Regions from separate parts of the Homo sapiens genome. Here regions 2 and 3 are each linked to region 1. The links are chromatin contacts, found by Hi-C in ENCODE. All regions are on one chromosome and are shown on one strand. The core of a region is the stretch at or near the end of the contact, and the rest is flanking DNA. Distances in the headings are between cores, read along the strand shown. Region 1 holds the start of SUMO1 (small ubiquitin like modifier 1). Region 2 holds the start of SGO2 (shugoshin 2). Region 3 holds the start of HYCC2 (hyccin PI4KA lipid kinase complex subunit 2).

The links. A loop is a pair of places that touch in the nucleus more often than their neighbours do. Pooled maps may share reads with other maps.
Region 2: a loop to region 1 is called in a pooled map, with 9 times the contacts of the local background. The contact joins the promoter of SGO2 here to the promoter of SUMO1 in region 1. A Hi-C loop is called at or near these places in 5 of 50 pooled maps.
Region 3: a pooled map shows a loop between it and region 1 (7-fold over the local background). The contact joins the promoter of HYCC2 here to the promoter of SUMO1 in region 1. A Hi-C loop is called at or near these places in 6 of 50 pooled maps.

The regions. Positions count from the first base shown.
Region 1 is chr2:202,236,575-202,241,601 of GRCh38, forward strand. It overlaps SUMO1 (small ubiquitin like modifier 1), which reads right to left and starts at 2,023. Exons shown (of 5, transcript NM_003352.8): 1 at 1,866-2,023. The coding sequence starts at 1,877. It also overlaps the pseudogene STMP1P1. RefSeq lists a silencer at 1,488-1,677.
Region 2 is chr2:200,523,298-200,528,324 of GRCh38, forward strand. It overlaps SGO2 (shugoshin 2), which reads left to right and starts at 2,910. Exons shown (of 9, transcript NM_152524.6): 1 at 2,910-2,955. RefSeq lists a silencer at 2,779-2,828.
Region 3 is chr2:201,068,689-201,073,715 of GRCh38, forward strand. It overlaps HYCC2 (hyccin PI4KA lipid kinase complex subunit 2), which reads right to left and starts at 2,983. Exons shown (of 13, transcript NM_001321623.1): 1 at 2,922-2,983. It overlaps NDUFB3 (NADH:ubiquinone oxidoreductase subunit B3), which reads left to right and starts at 3,313. Exons shown (of 3, transcript NM_002491.3): 1 at 3,313-3,371. RefSeq lists enhancers at 2,456-2,595, 2,586-3,211, 2,696-2,965, 2,986-3,075, 3,212-3,835.

The DNA of each region.
Region 1 (5,027 bases), core at 773-3,272:
CTATTTGTATCCTAGGTCCTTCATTTCTTTATGTATCTCTTAAATAACCTGACTTCAAAATGGAGCAATAAATTCTACATTTTATAATTATTTCTTTATGTTGCTCTTCCATCAGTCTACAATAAATTTCAAAATGCTTCCTAGACGCTTCTGGGAAACAAAATAAAAGGCTGACGAAACTAAGCATTTACGCCTATACTTTTCTTCCTAGTAACCAAGTAAACAACTACCTAGGGAAACACAATGCCCACTTGGGAATTAATCTAGATTATTAGTAAGTAGATCCATCCAAAATTCATCTAGATTATGGTTAAGCTTTAAAATGTTAAGTGTACATTTTGTACAATAGTACCAATCTGCAAAAACCTCACTTGCTCTCACGAAATGGTACAAAACTGGGTTAAAAGCCAAGGGAATAGGTGTGTTAAATTTAAAAGTTCAAGTACATCGTGGAGTTGAATGAAAAATAGTTTTCTGAATAACTACCATTAAATGAGTAAAAGTCCAAAAATAATGTAAAAAGTCAAAGTCGGCTGGGCGCGGTGGCTCACGCCCGTAATCCCAGCACTTTGGGAGGCCGAGGTGGGCGGATCACGAGGTAAGGAGATCGAGACCAGCCTGGCCAATATGGTGAAACCCCGTCTCTACTAAAAATACAAAAATTAGCTAGGTGTGGTGGTGAGTGCCTGGTGGTGAGTGCCTGTAATCCCAGCTACTCGGGAGGCTGAGGCCCGAAAATTGCTTGAACCCAGGAGGCGGGAGGGTGCAGTGAGTGGAGATCGCACCACTGCACTCCAGCCTGGCGACACAGCGAGACTCCGTCTCAAAAAAAAAAAAAAGTCAAAGTCGTCTGAGCAAACAAAAGACCAGACAAAAACTTTATGAATTAAAAACTAGCCATAAAGTTGTTTAATTAGAACAGGATGAGGAAGAAAAGGGGAAATCGATCACTCCTGATTAAGTGCAAATCCCAAGTAAATTATTGATACTAACAGTGAGCTGGAGCACTTTGCCTTACCAGGCAACTTTCTGCAAATATTCTGCAACGACTCTACATACACAAAGTTTTCCTATGCTTTTCCTCAAAAATATGAGACTTCCTCAGGTTAATGCCCAGGTGAGATGCTTTTTGTTGCTCTAGCAGTTTAGTTCTATTTTCTTTCTTGGTTATTATGAATGCTCTCTTACAACTGGAGAGCTAGGATGAACCAATCCCGAGTAAGAAACGGGAAAGTACAGTAAAGAGGCGACAGCTCTGCACCCCCACACGGAAAAAGACTCAGAGGAGAGCAGCGGCATCCTTGCCCTAGCTCCAATCCGAACGGAGGCAGGATTCCCAACAACATCGGACGTCTCCCTCCCTCGCCGCCCCACGCCCTCCCGACGAAGAAGCAAAAAGTGGAGAGTCCAGCCGCTTCTCAGGGCCACGGAGCCTCCCAGTCAGGGATTCTCTCCCGTTACATAACTAAGGCCTAGGGCCCTGCTTCTGCGATTAGTCCTCTGGAAGGAGACGGACGGGTTCTCCAGAGACCCTCCCAGGGAGGTGGAAGCGGGGCTCTGCACCTAGTCGACCCGGGAGAAAGAAGTGGGACGACATGAGGGAGGCCGCCACCAAAGGCGGTGGGGTACGGGGGTGATGAGCGAGCCCGGAGAGGGGCGGGCGGCTCCGGGAGCCCCGCAGCAGGCCCCGGCACCTCCGGCCGTAGTCGGCTCCTCTCCCTCGCCTGCCTAGTCCCCACCGGCCGCCCCCTCCCCCATTCCGCGCTCCCCTCCCCCGCGCCTCCATCCCCGACCCCAGCCTAGCGGCAGGCAGACCTGCAGGGAAGGCCCTGGCCACCGCCGTTGGATGGCTCCCAGCCCGGTACCTGGTCAGACATGATGACGGTGGCTTCACCCGGGGGTCTCCGCACAGCAGCGGCCTCGGGTAAGCAGAACCTCGCTCCGGGGTTTACAAATCCTTCTCCCTTCCCCACAGCACAACACCGCGGCTGCAGTAACTTCCGCTACGCCTCGCGTCACTTCCGCTTCGCGCAGGGAGGAGGGAGAGAGAGAAGAGAGGAAAGACAAGGCGGGAAATGGGTGGGGGAGCAGCCAAGGGGAGGGGCAGGCTGTGGAGCTGCTTTGCCGGTGGTCGCGCGGGTGAACGGCAGTTTTGTCAGCTCCTTCAAGGACCAGGTCCTGCGCATCAGTACTAGGGCCATCCCCCAGGAGCAAAGGTCCTGGCTCCATGTCTCAATGTTTGGAGCCACTCTCACAACCTAGATTGCTCTCTCCGTTACACCTTGCGCGTCTCTGACGACTGAGCCGAGATACTTCTTTTGTCTCCTCCCAGCCTTGCTCATCAACCCCCAACCCCCAAATATGTTTATTTGAATGCCAGTACTTCTAGCTCTAGAACCAACATTTTCGGTTAACCAGCACCCTTGCCAAACACATGACCGTGATTTAAAACAACAAGAAAGCAACGACCCAACACAATCTTGACGGCTACTGATGCTAAAGACCGCTGCTGAAAGTTCTAAATGGGGAGTGAGTAATTCCAACCCTTGAATTGGTTGCTTTGAGTTAAGGTTAAAGAATGATTCTTCTTGGCAGGGCGCTGTGGCTCACGCCTATAATCCCAGCACTTTGGGAGGCCGAGGCGGGCGGATCACCTGAGATCAGGAGTTCGAGACCAGCCTGGCCAACACGGTGAAACCACGTCTCTACTAAAAATAACAAAAATTAGCCGGGCGTGGTGGCTGGCGCCTATAATCCCAGCTACTAGGGAGGCTGAGGCTGGAGAATCGCTTGAACCCGGGAGGCGGAGGTTGCAGTGAGCCGAGATCCGCGCCATTGCACTGCAGCCTGGGCGACAAGAGTGAAACTCCCTCTCAAAAAAAAAAAGGTGGCGGGGGGGGCGATTCCGCTCCCCTCGCATGGGGAAGCAGGCTCTGACCGGCCTGCAGAGCTGCAGCAGCCCTTTGCGCCCTCCTCGCCCTCCCCACCAACATCATGCTCCAATTCCTGCTTGGATTTACATTGGGCAACGTGGTTGGAATGTATCTGGCTCAGAACTATGACATACCAAACCTGGCTAAAAAACTTGAAGAAATTAAAAAGGACTTGGATGCCAAGAAGAAACCCCCTACTTCATGAGAATGCCTCCAGCACTGCCTTCGGGATATACTGATTCTACTGCTCTTGAGGGCCTCCTTTACCATCTGAACCAAAAGCTTTTGTTTTCATCTCCAGCCTCTGGGCTCCTCTTTGCTAGACCCTGTGTTTTTGGCTTTAGAGCAAGCAAAATGGGGCCTCAATTTGAGAACTACCCTACATTTCCAACATACTCACCTCTTCCCATATTCCCTTTCCAACTGCATGGGAGGTTCTAAGACGAATTGTGGTGCTAGATTAGTAAACATGACTTTTAATGGAAAAAAAAAAAAGAATGATTCTTCTTAGATTTCTTCTGTAAAACACAATGGCCCTACTGGCATACACAGTGGCCCTACGGGCATACTCATGGAGGATAAGAATATAAACAAATAGAATTGAGAATCCTGAAATAAATCAATAACCCTCACATTTACATCAACAAAAACACCAAGACAAATCAATGGTGAAAGAACAGTCTTTTCAACAGTTGGTACTACCACTGCTGGACATTCACATGCAAAAGAATGACTTCGTTTTGTTTTTTGTTTGTTGTTTGTTGTTGTGTTTTTTTGGTCACCATCTCAAAAAAAAAAACCAAAAAACACACACACAAGGAGGCCGGGCACCGTGGCTCACACCTGTAATCCCAGCACTTTGGGAGGCCCAGGTGGGCAGATCTCTTGAGCCCAGGAGTTCAAGACCAGCCTGGGCAACATGTTGCAGTGTGCCAAGATCATCCCACTCCACTCCAGCCTGGGCAACAGAGTAAGACCTTGTCTCAAAAAAAAAAAACAATCAGGCGTGGTGCTTCACACCTGTAATCCCAGCACTTTGGGAGGCCAAGACGGGCAGATCACTTGAGATCAGGAGTTGGAGACCAGGCTGGCCAATATGGTGAAACCCCATCTCTACTAAAAATGCAAAAGCTAGCCAGGCTTGGTGGCTCAGGCCTGTAATCCCAGTTACTCGGGAGACTGAGGCAGGAGAATCGCTTGAACCTGGGAAGCGGAGGAGGCTGCAGTGAGCTGAGATCACACCATTGCACTCCAGCTTGTTACTGGGTGACAGAGCGAGACTCAGTCTCAAAAAAAAAAAAAAAAAAAAAACAAGGAGATACCACTTTATACCCACTAGAAGGGCTATGTTCAAAAAGACAGAAAATAACAAGTGTTGACAAGGCTATGGAGAAATTAGAACCCTTATACCCTGTTAGTAGGAATATAAAATGCTTTAGGCTAGGCATGGTGGCACTGGCCTATAGTCCTAGCTACTTGGGAGGCTGAGGCAGAAGGATCCCTTGAGGCCACGAGGTGGAAGCCTCAGTGTGCTATGCTATGATCAAGCCTGTGAGCCAATGCACTATATAGCCTGGACAACACAGCAAGACCCTGTCTCAAAAAAAAAAAGTTTTGAAAAACTGTCTGTCAGTTCCCAAAATTGTAAAACATAAAGTCACCATAAGACCCAGAAATTTCACTCCTAGGTATATACCCGAGAGAATTGAAAACATATATCCATTCCAGACTCAGTGGCACATGCCTATAATCCCAGCACTTTGGGAGGCCAAGGCAGGAGGATACCTTGAGGCCAAGAGTTCAAGATTACAGTGAGCTATGATTGCATTCTAGCCTGGGCAGCATAGTGAGACCCTGTGATATGGTTTGGCTCTGTGTCCCCACTCAAATCTCATGTCCAGTTGTTATTCCCAGTGTTGGGGGAGGGACTTGGGAGGTGAGTGAATAATGGGGACAGATTTTCCCCTTGCTGTTCTCAATATAGTGAGTGACTTCTCACGAGATCTGGTTGCTTAAAAGTGCGTAGTACTTTCCGCTTCACAGTCTTTTTCTCCTGCTCTCGTGTGAAGAAGGTGATAGCTTCCCCTTTGCCTT
Region 2 (5,027 bases), core at 1,660-4,159, 1.7 Mb before region 1:
AATCATCATCATCATCAACACAACAACAAAAGCCAGACACAGGCTGTTCAGGACTCCCTTGCAGCAGGACTTGTAGCATATGATTCAGGTTTGACGAGTCAGACACACCCAAACCAGGTCTAGCAACAGGAGCTAGTAATGCCAAGCAGCAGTGATGGGAAAACTGCAGCACAACTATGCCCACTTTCCCATATGCAGTGGTGGTCCCAGTGGTCCCAGCAGCAGTGGTGGTCCCAGTGGCGGCATCTAGTGCCACTGTTGGCTGTACAAGATCAGCTGCATCCTCAAAGGGCTATTTTTGGTAGCATGACCATGGCTAGGTGCTCGTCTGCTGCCAAGCTCCCCTTATTTTCCAAGCCTGTATCTCTATCCTACCCAGAAATGCTTTAACCCACCCAATATTCTTTTCTGCTTCTATCAGCCTGGGTTAATTTTCCTTGGTGCAATTCATCCTGCCAGACTGGTACAGATGATCAGGTCAGATGGTTTCATAAGATGTAAGTACACTCCTTCTACTTTGTTTTATTGCTTTATTGATTTGCAGTGTTCTTTACTTGGCTCCTGCTCAGGGACTGTTCTTGGATGATTTTTGTTTTAGTAATGCCGATATGTTAAAGAGGGTTTTTCTGGTTTTTGTTTTATGGCAATTACACTTTCTCTCTTTCCTTTCCTTCCCATCCCTTTTTTGGTGTGAGTGATTGTGTCTTAGGACAATCAAATTTTAATTGACTGGAATCTATGCTTAGGTAGAGAAAATCAGGCAACTAACAAGTATAAGAATAAAGGAAAACAGATGGAGAGGAACAAAATCAGTGCCCAGTGCAGGAGAGTATCACAACAGGTCTGTGAGCTCATTTAATGTAACTAGTTTCTTTTACAGATAAAATACTTGAAACAAGGAACACACAGCTAATGGCTCAGCCACAACTATAATAACTGCATCTCCAGACTTCTCATCCAGGGCTCCTGCCTCTATCCATTATACCAAGAGGCAAAAGGCAAATAACTAAAAAGCAAGCTGAGATCACGTTAAATTTAACCCGACTAATTATACTTTTAGGTTTATGGTTGTATATGATACTAATTTACATTTTCAAGAGGTTTTACAATTTACAAAGCAGTTAAATCCTTTCAACTGCTCTGAGATAAGGTAGCACTTTTTTTTTTTTTTTTTTTTTTTTTTTTTTTGAGACGGAGTCTTGCTCTGTCGCCCAGGCTGGAGTGCGGTGGCGCGATCTCGGCTCACTGCAAGCTCCGCCTCCCGGGTTCACGCCATTCTCCTGCCTCAGCCTCCGGAGTAGCTGGGACTACAGGCGCCCGCCACCACGCCCGGCTAATTTTTTGTATTTTTAGCAGAGACGGGGTTTCACTGTGTTAGCCAGGATGGTCTCGCTCTCCTGACCTCGTGATCCGCCCGCCTCGGCCTTCCAAAGTGCTGGCATTACAGGCGTGAGCCACCGCGCCCGGCTAGCACTTTTTTTTTTAAAGAGGTCTTGGTATTCATGTCTTGATAAATGTTTTAGCATCTCTTCTACCTCTGATTTTCCTGTCTCCCTTTTCTATTTGTTTTGGTTTTGAAGCTGTAACTACAAAATGTGTCCATTGGGAAGAGAGCAATATTAATGTATTTGAACAAAAGGGCCCATTGATTGAAACCATCATAAAAATATATGGGATGCTGTTTAACTCCATTTTACAAATAAGGAAACAGAAGCCCAGAGAGATTAAGTAGTTTGGCCAAGATTAAATAACCATTAAATGGCACAGTCACTACAAGGTTCATTTAAAAAAACATATAACATACATTGAGCATTTAATGTGTCAGGCTGGGTAAACAAGATATAGTGCTAGTTAACTCCTAGGTAAGCATAAATTTCTATAACCAGTATATTACTTTGTAAACCACTGTCTTCTGGAATTTTAGCAGCTGGACAATCAGTAAATACTTTTCTACTTACACAAGATTCATGTAACCAGATCTGTTTGGAGACTGATCGTGATTTATATTAGACTAAAAGATCTTAACTCAAAAGCATGTTTTGCATCATTTGTCTAGATTCTTTAAAGTAAAAATGGAAAGCTGTAATTCTCAAATGTCTTCGAATGAACAAAAAATTGACAAGAATATGAAGCTGACTGCATTACTGTATCATCAATTATTGGAACCTTGATTTAACAAGCTATTTTCATTTTCAGTCCAATGGCATACAAAGAGGAAATTTTATTCTTTGTAGTTTCTCCAAATTCTTTGTAAAAATTATGAAAGTAATTTGCGAAAAATAAGCGAATTGACATGGAATATAAGGTGAATAATACATTTTTAAAATGTAGTTGTGTATAATGGAAAACGTCATTCTTGTATATTCAGCTAAAACAGACCATTAGTGCAAGACCTAAATATTAATGAGATCCGGGGTTTGCAACGAAATGTCATTGCTGCTTTTCCCCCAGAAAGTTAAAAGAAAAACGGGGAGAGCTTTTAAGTGAAAACTAAATGTGCTGGCGTCACACTTGGAAATGCAAGGATGCAGAAGAAATGGTAAGATGTGGGTGGGTAGTATCCCAGTAAACAACATAAACCTTCTAACAGACTTGAGGTGGCTGTCAAGCCTTTCAGACATGTGATTGATAATGAATGTCAGAGGAGAGTTTCCTTTTCCATCAACGCTTCAGGAGACAGCGGACCGCCACCAACACAGGGCGGAAGAGCACCCCTGTCACGCAGACTGTGCCGCCCCCGGCTCGCCTGGGCACGCCCCTTCCTGCCCTAGCAGCGGCGTCCCGCCCTTTCCGCCTTTCACTTCCTAGTAACCGCCCTCCCTTGCTCCATCTTCGCAGGACCCGATTGGCTGATGGGGCAACCGCCAACGGCTGTGGCGTTTAAACCCAAGCCGCAGCCGCTGCTGCTCGCCGAGCTCCCGGAGCTGGGTGGGGGTGCCCCACGCTGAAAGAGAGGTAAGTTAGTGGCCTGCGGCAGTTGACGTGACCGCCCTCTCCCTGTCGGGATCGGTGTCGTTCTTGAGTCGGTTCTCTAGGCGCTGTCCGCCTCGGTCTCCGGCTCGTCTTCCGCCCTCTGTCCTCCGGGATCCGGGACGGCGGCCCCTCTCCGGCTACGAGGGGTTCGTTGACGGAGTCCTGTTTTGGCTTTGAGTCGCTGCCTCTTGTTTCTGAGATTTGAGCGTCCGGCAGGGCGAGCGGGGAGAGCCACCAGTTAGGTCAGCTACTTAAGGGAAGATATTTCTGTCTCTGGGACTGCTCTACTCCCTTGAACAGTTTCTAGGGCATTGTGAGCGCTCAGTACGTGTCTGCGGAATGAATGTTAGGGACTGCGTGCCAAAGTTCTCGAAGGAGCCCTCTCGTTTGGAGAGGCTGGCTGAAGGCGAAGGGGTGATGGAAGACTAGGGAGAACTTGGAACTTAGAACTTGAGCTGCTTGATGTACAGGTAGGATTTCAGTAGAGAATAGGGACAATGATTTTTTAGATGAGGTATCCAATTCAGGAGAATTGGATGTGGAACTGAGTATTTCGTATTTAGAGATAGTCGAGATGCTGGCCGGACAAGTGTCACAGAGTGCTGGTATTGAGTGCTGATAGTTTACCAGGTCCCGTACTAGACACTGTACATACATTGGCTCATTTAGTCCCTACAAGGAGATGCCCTTATTTTTTATGGTTTTATAAATCTGGAAATTGAGACGAAGAGGTGTTGAGATCACATAGCTATGAAACGTTGGAACTGGAGCTCCAACACAGTTGTAATCACTATCATAATGTCTCAGTGTCTATATGGTAAATCACCCTGGAACAGTACCCCAAATGCCTGGTTCTGGCTCCTAAAGTTTCCCTTGGTGAGGTCATTGATGTAGGGGGTTGCAGGGCAGTGTCAAGGAACACTCCCAGATTTCTGGCATGAGGATTTGAATAGGCGATTGACAGTGTCGTTTATTAAATTAAGGAATTGTGTCAGAACCAGCTTATTGGGGAGGGCAGTCCAGCTGTGGTTTCCTAATTAGTAAAGTGAGATTTGATATTCCAGACTGGATTTTTTGGGAGATGAACTAGATTTCTATGTTAGGATCCCTTTCAGGTGTGTGAGATGCAACAGTTTGTGGGGAGTTTCTGTGTTCTACTGTCTTTGAGATAGATAGTGATCTTTGATTTTAAAGTTTCTTCCTGGCAAAACGTTTAAAAGAACTGTTGAGCCTTAATCTTGAAAGGTTTCTGGTTCAACTTATTCCCCATTGCAGAAATTTCTTCTAAAACCATCTTTCCGTTATTTGCTTGACACCTCCCAACATCTGCTTAACACTTTCAAAGGAGACCCATTCCAAGAGTGGGCGGTTTTTCTATTGGAAAGTTCTTCCATTCATTCATAGTCACTTCTTCCACAAATGTTTATCCAGCAGCTGCTATGTGGCAGGCACATTTCTGTACTAAGGTACAGAAGCAAACAAATTTGACAAAAGTTTATGCCCTCATTGAACTTACAATTTAGTAGGAGAAAACAGATAATAAGTTAACTATTTAATTTTATCTTAGACATTGATAAGTTAACGGAGAAAAATAAAACAGAAGGGGAGAATGGGGGTAAGTGTGCAGTTTTTAAGTAGTTTGGACTGGGAAGGCTCACTAAGAAAGTGACATTTTGGCAAATGCTCGAAGGAAGTGAGCAAGCCCTGTGGTCATTTGAAGGAAGAGTTGATACAAAGGGAAGAAGGAATAAAAGTTTCTGCTTTAGAGCATGTCAAGGTAGGCAGTGTGGCCAGAGATTATTGAGCAAGAGAAAGATTAATGAAAAGGATTAGAAAGGTTCACTGATGATTAATTGGGGAAGAGAAGTGTCAAATTGTATAGTACTTTCTAGGCCATTTTAAAGATTGAGTGAGATGGAAAGCTACTGGAGAGTTTTTTTTAACATGGGAGTAACATGAATTTACTTAAGCTTTAAAAGGATCATTGTGGTTGCTAGGTTAAGAATAGATAGTCGGGGAGAAAATGGAAGCAGGGACACCATTCACGTAGCTAT
Region 3 (5,027 bases), core at 1,733-4,232, 1.2 Mb before region 1:
TCTATCACAGGCTTAAGGAGCAGAGCTACAAAGTGACAAGGGCTCAACAGAAGGCTAGGAAGGTAAGGAGCTGTACTCGGAACAGATGTAAGCTACTTTCAGAGCTTTCTGTGCTGGCTCCCTCCAGAATCCACTACATTTTAGTCAGTGATAAATGTTCAGTTCCACATCCCAAGAAAAGAACATAGGCTACTGACCAGATAAAGTGTAAAAAGAAGCAATTCTGGAAATCAAAAAAAAGATAATAAGCCACAGACGATGACAGACAAAAAAATCTTCTGTTCTGGCTTTAAAAGAACAGTAACTCGGAACAAGGATCTCTAAGGGGAAAAAAAAAGAACAATACAAAGTACTGGTATGATAACTAGTTTTGAAACTTCTGCCCATATTTTATCAGTTTTTCACTATGTAGCATTGGTTTTTCTATAAGACTCAGTCAAGCTGAAAATTTCAATCATTCTAGAACTTAATAAACTACTACAAGATGCCAAAACTGTATTGCAAATAATCAAACTTAAATCTGAATTGCATGTCAAGACAGTTAAAGGGCCGGGCTAAAAAACACACTTTCAAGGTCTATTTTAGGGCAAACAATTAAACTCCTTTACAATCATTGTTTCAAATTCCTTATAAACAGCTCCAATACTGAAATGTTTCATCAGAGAGAACTTCTATAACGTATAAACGATCATCTAACCACACTATATGCTAATTTGGACTAGTGTTTCTTTAGCTACTTGGTAATTTCCTACTCGATACTCAACTTACTGCATTCTACAATGACACCTACTGGCCATTCAAAATCAGCCATTAGTTCTCTAAGACAGCTCTAGTAGGCTGGTTACATAAGAAGAAACACACACACACACACACACACACACACACACACACACACACACACGCATAAAAGCAACACACACACACACACGCATAAAAGCAAAGATTTAACTGGTACTCAAAACACTACAGAATTCCACCTAAAATAGAACCAGAAATTTTCTTTGTGACTGAGATTGCATTATTCTTGGAAAAGGAGAAAAGACAAAGAACAAAACACCAAACATCAATAAAAATTTTTATCTAAAGCACTGACAAATGTCTCAGTACTGAGAACATCTGGGAACAAACAACTTTAATGATGCACCTCTTTCCCAATTAAATTTTTGAGAAAAAATGAAATTTTGATTTAGGTTCATATATAGGAATATAAATTACCATTAATAGAAAAAAATCACATCTTATAAAGTTTTTCTGACATGCAGTACCGAAATAAATTTAGGAAAATTGTAGAGTTGCTGACACTACATTAGACCTTATCTCCTAAGCTAAAGGCAATATTTCAAACACCTTACATTTTAGAAATTTATAACACTTCTTTTAAAATCATTTTCCAGTGCTGCTCTCAAAATTGTTTTTCAATGACCTACAAAATCAAGTTTTTATGTCGTTTGCCCTTCCATAACACATACTGAATAGAATTCCTATTTTAATTCTACATTTTATTGTGGAAACAATGAATTATAAAATTTTTTTAAATAAGATAATTTAGTTAATTATATCTATAAATATATTTTGCCTCTGTCCGAGAGGTTCAGAGTCCACTTTTTAAACCTAATAAATAATTCATAAGTAGCTTCTCAGACTTGCTTACAGAACAAACTACTTAAAAGTTGACTTTTTTCTGCCGGGCACGGTGGCTCACGCCTGTAATCCCAGCACTTTGGGAGGCCGAGGCGGGCGGATCATCTGACGTCCGGAGTTCGAGACCAGCCTGACCAACATGGAGAAACCCCGTATCTACTAAAAATACAAAATTAGTCGGGCGTGGTGGCGCATGCCTGTAATCCCAGCTACTCCGGAGGCTGGGGCAGGAGAATGGCTTGAACCCGGGAGGCGAAGGTTGCTGTGAGCCGAGATCGCGCCATTGCACTCCAGCCTGGGCAACAACAGCGAAACTCCGTCTCAAAAAAAAAAAAAGTTTATTTTTTTCCCCATATTCAGACCACCACCTTATTTGCACAGTCCCTAACTTCCACAATATCCTGGGGGGAGGAAGGGATCTACCAACTAATTTTCTAGTCATTTTCCAACTTACACTGAGCTCCTACTGTACATTTTTAAAGGATTCCCCACTTTTCTGAAGATCTTTAAAAAATGTTGTCAGCCTTGACCCTCAAATAAATTCACGAACTACAAAACATGAACCTGGCCACATTCATCGCAAACTAGTATCTGTCAAGTCCATAATTGGGATAAGCTCTTCGTGACTACTCTATCCTCCATGCTACCACCCTTCGCCTAGAGAACCTGCCAATGTAAATGGCACTCAAGCCAATGAAAAAAGTGTTCTAACACATTAATAGGTTGCAAGACCTCCTCTCCCAGGAGGGACAACCTAGTTGTTTGGGTAAATAACAGCCAAAGATTACATAATGTACAGCAATAATGAGTGTTCAGAATCTGACCGCCAGTAAATATTTTTCTTCTCCGCTCCCCCTCACCACCCCCAGGAAATGGCCCTAAGAAGCAATCACTGGGATTTCTCTTAACTGTCTTCAATGCCGTGTCCTTTTCTCGCCTGGGGCTTTGTGCAAAGAATCCCTTCAGCCCTCACGACACCGCCTTGCTCCCGCCTCTCCTCCCTCTCTGCTGGCGCCACCGCAGCCCCCACGCCCTAGGTGGGCCCCCACGTCGCCCCACAAGGCTCGGCTTCCACCCGCCTCGGCTGCCGCCTTCTCCTCCTCACGACCCTCCCAAGATGCTACCTGGTTTACGAGAGGTTCCGGGACCACCAACACACCGGCTACCGCCTTTCCAGACCACCCTCGCCAGCTCCCGTCTGTAGTTTCCGCGGCCGAAGGAGAAGAAAACCCCTCTTCATCTAGCACTTTGCCTCCCCCAAAGACAGCACCGCCGCCTACCTGTCACCCTGCTGTCTCCGGCTTCCTACCGCCGCCGCCTCCCGCAGCAGCCTGCCAACTGCAGCGCAACAACCAACCCTCTCATTGGGTGAGAACACGCTCTCAACAACAGCCTCCCTTATTGGCTGCAGTATGCCGGCAGCCCCGCCCTGTGTGCGGTGTCTAAGGATTCCGTCCCCAAGCAAGGACAACATATTATCTTCCCCGCCCTTCTCTTTTCTACAGTATCTGTTACCTCAGTCAGATTGAGGATGCACATATACTGGGAAAATAATCGACTTCCAGCGTCCCTCATGTAGTCTCTACCTGATTCAGGAATCTCTAACCCAGTATCGGAACGTTAAGCGGCTTCTCCGCTTTCCTGCCGTGAGAAACTCGAGGTGACAACCTCCGTTTCCGGTTGGCTCCGGTTGCAGAGTTGAGTGTCCTGAGAGGTCAGATTGCTGTCAGGTAAATTAGGGAGTTGGTGGGAGGCCCGTTGATTAGGATTAAGAGCTAGACTCTATTCTGGGGAGTGCAGAAAAGGAGAGACTAAATGGAGAAGGATGGGAGGCTGGGAGGGAGATCAAAGAACTAGCAGGCGAGAACTAATGAAGTCCTAGTTTAGAGTTGGGGTAGGAAGAGGTGGTTGGAGGATTCAGTGATCATTACTGTAGTTGTTAAATCCAGGTGCTTGTTCCCGCTTCTGCCACACGCAAAATTGTCTTTGTTTGCCTTTGGATCGCAAAGGCAGAAGAACAGCATCACTAAAAGTAATAACAGTTCATTTGTTTTTTATGTTCTAATATTCATATAATCACAGTTTTTAATACGAGGAAGTTAAGATATATACTTGATAGTCTTCGGTAAACTAAAATTGCATGTAGTGGAAGTAGCATTATCTTCTTATTTCTTTCTTAGGGAAAGGATACCAGCACATTTTCTTAGAGCCAGCTTCCTTTAGTGGAGGTTGATCTTCATGAGACTTTTAGATTCACTTCAGACATAGATAGCTTTTAAAATTTTTGGTTGCATGTTTTTTCTTTATTTAACTAATTTCCTTACTGTTATTATTTGAGCTGCTCTGAAACGGAAATAACCACCATTTTTCAGTCCTCAGCACAATTTAAGTCAATTTTTCTATTTTTATTTTTTATTGTCAAGTATATATACAGAAGGGTGTATAAAACATACATTTTAAAAAATTATAACTAACAGAAGCAGACACTCCTGTATCCACCTCTTAGATTAGAAAATAAAGCATTGCCAATAACTTAGAACATGCAGTCTTAACAGGGGTGATTTTACATTTCAAGGGGTTGAAAATTGGTGGGGCCGGGGTCGGAATCTTAGTTACTACAATGATTTGTGTCCCTCCAAAGGGCCACAGTATATAAACAGTTATACAGTATATATGTAGTGTTAAATTTTCATGGCGGGGGGTGTGATTAGGAATAAAATGTCTAGAAAGGTTCCTTACAGGGACAATAGTTAAAAATTGGTTGAAAAACACTGCCTTAGAATCTCCCAGTATGTTTCTGTGATTCCATCTCCTCCACCAAGAGGTAACCATTATCCTGACTTGTGCTAAGCACTCACTTGTTTTACTTTAATTTTTCCGTCTATGATGAATTCCTAAAAAATGAATTGTTAGGCATTTCAATCTATATAAATGGGTTCAGAGTGCATGTGTATTTTTTTCTGACTCACCCCTTGCTCATTATCCATATTTGTGGAGATTCAATCACACTTTTGCATGTAGTTTTTTGTTGTATAATATTCTACAGTGTGACTATACCATAATCCCTTCTATTGTTATTGGACATTTGGGTTGTTTACAGTTGGGAGAGAGAATAAACAATGTGGCTATAAAGGTTCTTTTAAAAACATATTTCTTAGGCTGGGCACGGTGGCTCACGCCTGTAATCCCAACACTTTGGGTGGCCGAGGCAGGCGGATAATGAGGTCCAGAGATCGAGACCATTCTGACCAACATGGTGAAACCCAGTCTCTACTAAAAGTACAAAAAATTAGCCGGGTGTGGTGGTGCACGCCTGTAATCCCAGCTACTCGGTAGGCTGAGGCAGGAGAATCACTAGAACCTGGGAGGCGGAGGTTGCAGTGAGC